Linked DNA regions of Homo sapiens: region 1 is linked to region 2. A link is an interaction called in ENCODE POLR2A ChIA-PET data of the cell type or tissue named here. Cell type or tissue: GM12878. All regions are shown on one strand. Each heading gives the region's core, and the rest is flanking DNA. Links, peaks and the distances in the headings are about the cores only.

Region 1 (4,404 bases), core at 222-4,221, 150 kb before region 2:
TTCATTAGCCTGCTAGAATATTTAGAGGTCTGGGCAAGGTAAACTAACTCTCCCATGTTTGTGCTGAAGTAGAGGTACAGGTCCCACTCTGAGTATTGAATTATCTTTTCTCATGATGACATCAACATTGAAACTACAGAGAGCCTCTTTTGTAGTCAACAGTATGGGACACTGGATTTTTATCTCCCTTTGGACAATGAGATTGTGGTTAGCATAACACTGGTAAATCTAACATTAATGCTCTGTCAAAAATTGTTTTATGAAGGCTAGAAAGAGGTTGGAGAGAAAGGAGGTGCATCCAGGAATAGATACAAAAACATTGAAAGAGAAACTGAAATCAATTCTGTAAACAGCAGAAGTCAAAGCATCGTAGTTGTCATTAAGCACCTACCATTATAATATTCAAACAATAAGATATTTCCTGAAATATCAGATCAATTCTTAAAGGAGAGCTGTTCCCAGTGGGGTTTACTTGTGGTCCTCTGTCCGACATCCATTAGACAGGGTCCCTGTCTTTAGTAGCATGGGTTCAAACAAATGATAAGAGAGGAAATAGATTCCATTCTCTCTGTTTACTTTATTACTATTGATTTATGAATTCCCTCTGATCTATTTCCTAACTGGGCAGATAATATACATTTAGTACCAAAGGTAATTATCCAAAATGAATCTAGTTTGCAACTGGGTGATAAAAAAGAGAGAGGAGACTGATAGATTAAATACTTATCATTAAAAAGTATGGCTGATTGTATTAATATAGATACAAGAGCTTTAATATTCTCACTTTACGGCTAGATATAATTTCCTAGACTAATTGTGAGTTCATGTGGACACTTGGGCATATTTTATTTCTACTCTATATTTTATAGCATCATTTTATAGTGCAAATAATAAAAGCATTATATGAAAAAATTATTTCAAAAGTTTTTTTTAAAAATCTACCACTTGCAAAAAAAAATCATTTAGGGCATTTAAAAAAAAATCTTCATAAAGGGATAGAACATTTAGTTACCACAAATTACTATGGTTTTTAAAGCATCAAAGTTAGAGAAAAGAGCAAAGATTGTATCATTATACGAGTATAAATAAAACAACTTAAATTTCTAGCAATAGTGAATGGATAAATAAATATAGTAAATCCACACTGTGGGAGATGATGCAGCCTATTAACATGTTTATGAAGAAATTTTAATGCGTGGGAAAATGCTTATTAGGCTATGTGAAAAAAACAGGATATAAAACTGTGTGTGTGTAAACACATATACAGTATAACCACAAATACGAAGAAAATGTTCATATATATTTGTTATGTATAGAAAAATATGAAAGAAATATACAAAAATCTTTTTAGTGGTCAACTCTGGGTGATGGCTATTGGATGATTTGAACTCCTTAAATTCTATCCTGTTTTTCTCTAAATTTTCTAAATTAGCACATATTATTTTTATATCTAAGCACGTATTAGAGAGACGGGCGAATGAACAACTTAGAATGAATGGAAGGTAGGACACATGTTGCGTTTGCCCCTGGCTCATAATGACCTGAGGGCCATCACATGCCAGGGACTCCTTTACTGATGCCTCTTTGGAACCTCTCCACTTACAGGCAGAGTAAGCTGTCTGCAGAATCCTACCAGATGTGTCCAAGCGTCATACACTCAGGGATCATCACACTTTTAAAAGACATACGTAGTTATAGAAATACCAAAGTACTGAGGAAAGAGTACAGTGGAACAGTTAAGAGGATGAATTCTGGAGTCAGACGGTCTGGCCAGGTTCCTCCACTTGAGTAACTCTGGCAAATGCTTAATCTATGTCTCAGTCTCCTTACCTGTTGAATCAGGACAGTCAAGTGCCTTCCCTATAGAGATGTTCAGGGATTCAATGGGCTAAATATTTGTAAAACACTTAGAAGACTACGTTATACAATAAGTACTTATCCATTAAATGAATACATCTTTAAAATTCTGATAATATTGATCAGAATCAACTTACAAATAAAGAAATGGACATGGCCAAAATATTTATAAAACATTTGAGCATTTGTAAGTTGCTGAGGCAAGGGTGCAATTTCAGTTGAGCTTAAGTCGAGACTCAGGATTGTAGTGGTTTTAGATGGTTTTTTTATACTGCCAAAGATCTGTCCATCCATACATTTTTATCTAGAATGATGTTGATGATGCTAAGGTTCAAGGGAATAATTACTATGTGCAGTACTATTTGTAGTGTTTTGTTCCCCACTCTATATTTAGATTCTAACAGAAGATGTGAAACTAAATAGATACTCAATAAAAGTTTACTGAATGAAAACACAAATGAATGACTTCACCACAGCTGCATCAAGTTGTCTAAATATGATTATATTTCCACAAAGGAGCCATTGTTAAATGAACTTTCCCTCTATTAAGAACTAGGATTGAAGTATCAAATTTCTTAGAATCTAAAACTTTTTACTATTATAACTTAGAAACAATTAGATGGCAAGATTAAAAGGGGAAAAAGTATTTATTCCAAAAAAAAAAAAAAAAAAGCACAGCTTAGGACTTGAATATCTTCAAGGATCCATTTCTTAGGAAATCTATAAAGATGCAGAAAGCTTTAGAAATGGAGATACCAAGACAGCAATGGCAGCACCAATAAACAGAAATAGACGGTTCATCTCACTAGTTCTGTGGTTTTCTCCTACCCAGTAGAGCGTGACAAGAGAATGTTAAAGTAACTGAAATCAAGAACAATACTGGAAATAAGAACAGTCTACAATGGCAAATTTTTACTGTAATACATTTCGTTACTGAGTGAGGGAGGAAAACAACTGTTTTTAGATACTGTCCATTGTTTTCTATACATTTCAAAGCTCCTCTTCACACATGTAACTTTCAAACTGACAGTGGTAACTTTCAGCATTTTGTGGAGATCTTGGCTCCAATGCAGCAAATAAGAAGTGAAATGTCCCACGGTTGTAAAATCTTGATAAGTTATCCGTGTCACATTTTTCAAATGTGGAACTGCTCACACCACACAGATAATTATAGATGACCAGATTGTAACTGTTTTATTGCTTCTTTTTCCCCATAAATTTTAATTTTGGAAAGTTAAGTGAAAAATGTGGTTTCAATTTCCTACAAATTGCACACAATTTGGTTTTAACAAGAAAATAGAAAGAAAGGGTATGTTCTTTAAAGTGAATTATGAACTAGAGTTTGTTTTCGCTCGCTCAACACCGCAAAAATAATAAAGCACAAAATTTAGAAAAGATGCCTTACAAAATGGAAATCATGAACTATAGTAAGAAAGCAGAAAGTAATTTTTTTTTATCTAAACATGATTTAAGCAATCTAACAGGATAATATAATTGAGCTAGTCTTTCTCCCTCTGGTGAAGCAAGCTAGAAGGAAAGGATACCGGAGTAGAAGCCGACAATCTTAATACATGTATAACAGGAAATCTGTTAATAAGAAAAGGCTTTGTGTATCTCCATCTTACTCTCTCCACAACTGTCAGCAACAACAAAAGAACTATTAAAAGCAATCAATTTTGAAACCATTTAAACATATACCTAGAAACACAACAAAACACAAGAATTTATAAAGGAACTTTTAGTGGAAAGAAATTCTAGCCCTCTGATGGGTTCTGGCTATAATCTTAGAGTTAGACCAACATGCTTTCTTGATTCAAGGTAGTGGTCTGCTACAACTAGCATAACTAAAGGCAGGAACCCCATGAAGTGTCTCGACCACACCAAAACCACCAGCTGGAAAGCAAATAAGGAAATCAATCAACCAGATATTTTTTCTCCTTTCTGCCAAAAACTTTGAGTGAATGCACTTTTCTTCATTAAATTGACCACTGCTTTCACCTTTTTAGCAATGTAGACTGTTAGGCAAAATAAATTATTCATTATTCAGGCAAAAACTATTTCATCAAAGTTGTTGATCTTCATTGACCAAATTCTCCATGGCCTATGTTACTAAATAGCACCACCATAGCTTTCTCAAATTTCTACTTCCAAAAATGTTTACTTTCAGACAGATTGTGACGACCACAAAACTTACCTGCATGAGTATTCTATAAACAAAGTTGTTGTAGACCAAATGTTAACATGAGTCCCTGGTAAAATGTTGTAGCCCTAGATTTTTTTTTTCTGGCTAAAATATAGTATTTGCTAATTTTTTTTCTAACTAGGGTTTAAAGTTGCAAGTCTAGAGTGCTTCTGACTGTTAGAACATGAGGCTGGCTTATGAAGGTCCAGTTATAAGCTGGGACTTGGCAAACTTGAAGTATTACCCATTGACTAATACTTCTATTAGTCAAAACTGTAAACTTCTGGTCAACTACATATTTTACATATTACTGCATGAAGCTCTAGCAGAAGTTCACCATCCTAAATAGCCTTTAAAGGCTTCAC
Region 2 (4,404 bases), core at 333-4,332:
TTTTCAACAAGGCAGCTACCACCTGTTTCCCACTGACCCCTAACTACTTCCTTGACTTGCTCCCTAGTCACTGCCTCAGCAGGGAGGATCCCCTGAAGCAGAGAACTAAGACAGCTATTCCCAAATTTTGATGCTAATAACAATGATCATAAAAATATCAACTGCAACAGCAACTGCCATTTATTGGGCACCAGGCGTTACACTAGGTACTTTACAAGCCTCAGTTAATGTAATCCTTACCGCATTCCAAATAAGTCTACCCATTCTACAGAAGAGGAAAGTAAAGTGGAAATAAGTAAGGTCCCGCAGATAGTATTAATAATTAGACTTGAAACGTGGTCTCTCTTATCCCAAAGCCTAAGAGATCTCTTCATTAGTCAATTGGAGAACAGCAAATCCTAGAATCTTTACTCTACAAAAAACCTTAGAGATTATCCAAAGCAACCTTACATATTACTCAAGAATGTCCCTCAGATTCTGTTTATGCTCTTCTTTTGATAATGAACTCACTGCCCTCAAGGCAGTCAGTCTACTCCTGGACTATTGAGCCAGAAGTATCTTCATTAGCCAGAGTTAAAATCATCTTCCTTGTTAACTTCTACCACATGGATGTTATTCTTGCTCTTTGGAATAACATAGAACAATTCTTTCTCTCTCTCATACATCTTATCAGACATTTGAACCTACTTTCTCCATTGGGTTGACAGTAGGATAAATACCATTAGTTCTCTGTAATTGTCCTCATGTTCACCAAGCACCGCTAAAGCTTGCTGTCTGAAAAATTGCCTTAATTATTTATTTAATTTTCCTATTATTTGTCTGCCTTCTCTGGGCTTGAAGTCCATGACAGCAGGGATAGTGTTTGTCTTGTTCTTGGCTACATCCTCAGCTGCCACTCAATGGGTAGTCAACAATAAATGAATGAATATATCTGTGCCTTCTGGTTCATTCATTCCCTCATTCAATCATTTTTTTCATTCTTCATTCAACATCCAACACTATGTGAGCACTATTTTGCAACAGCAAAAGTATTTGGCGATAAGTTCAGTTAGTCAACAAGCATTTTCCATAATAATAATTATAGCTAACATTTATTAAGAGCTTACCAAGAAATATTTGGGGTATATGCTAGGCATATGTTAGTTATATGAAGTAGGTATTCTTTTAACCCCCTTTTTAGAGATATGAAAAGGGAGGTATAGAGAATGCAGTAACTTCCCCCGGTTTACACAGAGAGTGAGTAGTGAAGAGAAGACTCAAAACCAAGTTTTCGGCCTGGTGTGGTGGCTCACGCCTGTAATACCAGCACTTTGGGAAGCCAAGGCAGGTGGATCACTTGAGGCCAGGGGTTCGAGACCAGCCTGACCAACATGGTACAACCCTGTCTCTACTAAAAATACAAAAATTAGCTGGGTTTGGTGGCATGCACCTGTAGTCTCAGCTACTCAGGAGGCTGAGGCAGGAGAATCACTTGAACCAGGGGGGCGGAGGTTGCAGTGAGCCAAGATTGCAACACTGCACTCCAGCCTGGGCACGACAGAGCAAGACTCCATCTCAAAAAACAAAAAAACAAAACAGAAGTTTTCTGATGCTCCTAACTTGACAGTATACTGCTTCCCATCTACTGAGAGTAAGAAGTGCTTGTTTATGTATTTTTTTACTGCTGTCGAGAAGGAGAGGAAATTCTTAGGAAGCTAATAACAATGTCTCCCATGAGGCTGTAGAGACACAACCACACAATGCAATCAAAACTCCACCCTCAAAATAATTACCTATCAATTACTGAGCAAGAGTATTGATGAAACTCCATGCCCAAGTCACAAGCTGACTTGATTCATGGCATGATCAAAGTACGATTAGGCCCAAAAGCCTGCTTCTTTTTCTTTTTTTTTTTTTTCTTCTAGAAATAGGATCTTGCTCTGTGTCCCAGGCTGCAATGCAGTTGCAGTGGTGCAATCATAGCTCACTGCAGCCTTGAACTCAGGGATCAAGCAATCTTCCTGCCTCAGCCTCCCAAGTATCTAGGACTACAGGCATGCACCACCACACCTGAATAATTTTATTATTATTATTATTATTATTATCATTATTATTATTATTATTAGAGACAAGGTCTCTCTATGTTGCCCAAGCTGGTCCAAACTCCTGGTCTCAAGGGATCCTCCCATATCAGCCTCTCAAAGTGCTGAGATTACAGGTGTGAGCCACAGAGCCCAGCCCAAAAGGCTTCTCGTATGGGGACAACAGATTTCAGCATGGTGGCCAAGGACACAAAGCTGTGGATAGAAAAGAGCAGGCAAGGGTTCTAACTGGGGGTGTCCAATCCAAGCCCAGAGACAGGAAAGGTTCTTTGACAGGTGCGGTTAGAGACTTTGCTGGGTAGAGCCAAAGGACGGCTCTGGGGAAAGTGGAGAAGGGAAAGCTGGAAAGTTAAGAACAACATCTAGCAGGCACAAAAGATTTTCCTTAAAGTAGATCTTGTAAACTAAAATAACTAAGACCTTCAGTTCACGAAACTTTGGAGGACAAATTAGCACTGCCATTAGGTTGAGACTCCAGTATAAAGGGGGAAAAATTCTGCAAGGCTTTGGCTGTCAATGAGGGGAGAGCTCTTCAGCGAAGAAGCCTGTCGCATTGGATTGTGATTATAATCCACAAAGCTCCCCTTCCCCGGGTCAGCTCATTCATTTATAAATAAGAAGATTACTCACTGCCTACATGCATAAACAGCTTTCTGCATCATTCTTGGGGTATTTTCCATAAATGTTTTCTGCATGCCCCTTTTTTTCTTTTTCTCTTCAAATGCTCACCGTGTCTGGGTCAGGAACGTGCCCTTATCAGCCAACTTCAATTAATAGTTCCAAATCAGGTCAGCAATGGCCCCTCTCTTCTCTCTGGCTTCTCCTAAGGGAAGTCCCTTGATTAGGGGTTACAGAAGGCACCAGCAGTGGGGTGCCCTCATGCTCTGTCCTCCTGTCAAGAGCCTGGCAGACAATGGGCAGGTCTTAGGCTGTTAACTTCTGTTTGGAAGGTAGATTTCTTTATCTGCTATGTTCTTTTTCACTTAAAAAAAAAACGCAGTCTGCTAATCCAGCCATTGGTGGTGGCTGATTAATTTTCAAAGTGAATTCAGTTTTAGCCACTTCTACAAATAGACACTTTATTGAGTTGAAGAGTCAAGAAGGGATTGCTATTTAATTGTATTTGATCCAAAGACAATCAGTGGCTTTACTATCTCACCTCTCTGTATTCTCTAATTATGAGCAATATTCCTTCTCCTTGTGTTGACAGAGCACTTTACAATTTTCCACACTCTTCTGCTTATATTCCTGAGGTAATCCTTCCCCACCCCGTGAGGTAAAGTGGGCAGGTACTATCATGTCCACTTGATACAAGGAGAAGTAGAGGCTCAGAGTAAAAGACCCGGTAATCTAGGGGGTGGAGGGTACAAAACACTTGATCCAGCAAGAAGTAGAGGCTCAGGGTAAAAGACAAGAAGGAGTGGGGAGCTGCAAAACCAAACCCAAGGCCCTGACTCCAATTCACATTACTTCCTGTGGTGCCACACCACCAAAGCAAGGGGAAGGAATGCTTGAGTGGTGCCTCAGAGCTCACAGAGCCAATCTGAGTTCAAATTCTGCCTGTGCCTTCTGGAGCCTCAATTTCCACATCTATAAAACAGAGAAGAAATAGTACCTACTCACAGTGCCTGCTTGAGAGGGGGACCTGAAGATCCAATGAGTTGATGCACCTGGAGCTTAGGACAGATCCCAGCAGACAGCAAGTTCCCAGCCACGTGTGCTGCCACCTTTGCCTCTGCCTCAGGACTAAATGCCATTCATTACAGCCTACTTGTTTTCTTGTGTTGCAAGCCCAAAACTTCAAAGCACAATTCACAAACTCTAAGCCCATGACCTTTGTTTTATTTGGGATACAGAGCCTTTCTGGTTTTATTGTCAGCATTTACTAATTGGGAGCATTCACTGAAACATCAAGATATCCCACATTTTGTGAAAATAAAACATCCAGCAATACTAGGTCCACATTCCTGCATAGCAGCTATTAGTTGGGAACCGAAATTAGAAAGGAACTGAATTTGACTTTTTTCGAAAGGTAATATCCATTTATGGGCCCATTTCTAAAGGCCCACTGAGTCTACCTTTACCCCTCTCTCCCTACAGAACCGCCTTCCTCTTATGGTAAAGCTGGGACCTGGTATATTGGTGACTTCCCCTTTATACAAGGCACATGCTCGCCGGTCTGCCCCAGTCCCCACCACTCCCTAATACATTTCTCAAATCTCACCTCCTCGGTTCATTTATATTACTGCCTGCTCAGGTGGCATTTCAATTTGTTATTCTCCAGCATTAAGACAACAATGTGCCCTACTACAAGAAGTGTGTT

Evidence for each region. Peaks named below come from ENCODE experiments on the same cell type or tissue, not always from the same donor. Only the 100,000 strongest peaks of a DNase experiment are listed, where the experiment ranks them.
Region 1: POLR2A ChIA-PET joins it to region 2 with 8 read pairs; 4 of 35 experiments call an interaction of 5 or more read pairs at or near these places.

Annotation. Positions count from the first base shown.
Region 1 is chr5:158,749,817-158,754,220 of GRCh38, forward strand. All of the region lies in intron 10 of EBF1 (EBF transcription factor 1), which reads right to left. Among named protein-coding and RNA genes, the nearest start is that of LINC02227, 340 kb to the left of the region's middle. RefSeq lists a silencer at 2,631-2,750. In GM12878, for the core only: no CTCF peak of the experiment used is centred there; a DNase peak (open chromatin) is centred at 2,695; H3K4me3 peaks cover 595 bases.
Region 2 is chr5:158,900,537-158,904,940 of GRCh38, forward strand. The region is part of intron 6 of EBF1 (EBF transcription factor 1); the gene reads right to left. Among named protein-coding and RNA genes, the nearest start is that of EBF1, 200 kb to the right of the region's middle. In GM12878, for the core only: no CTCF peak of the experiment used is centred there; no DNase peak of the experiment used is centred there.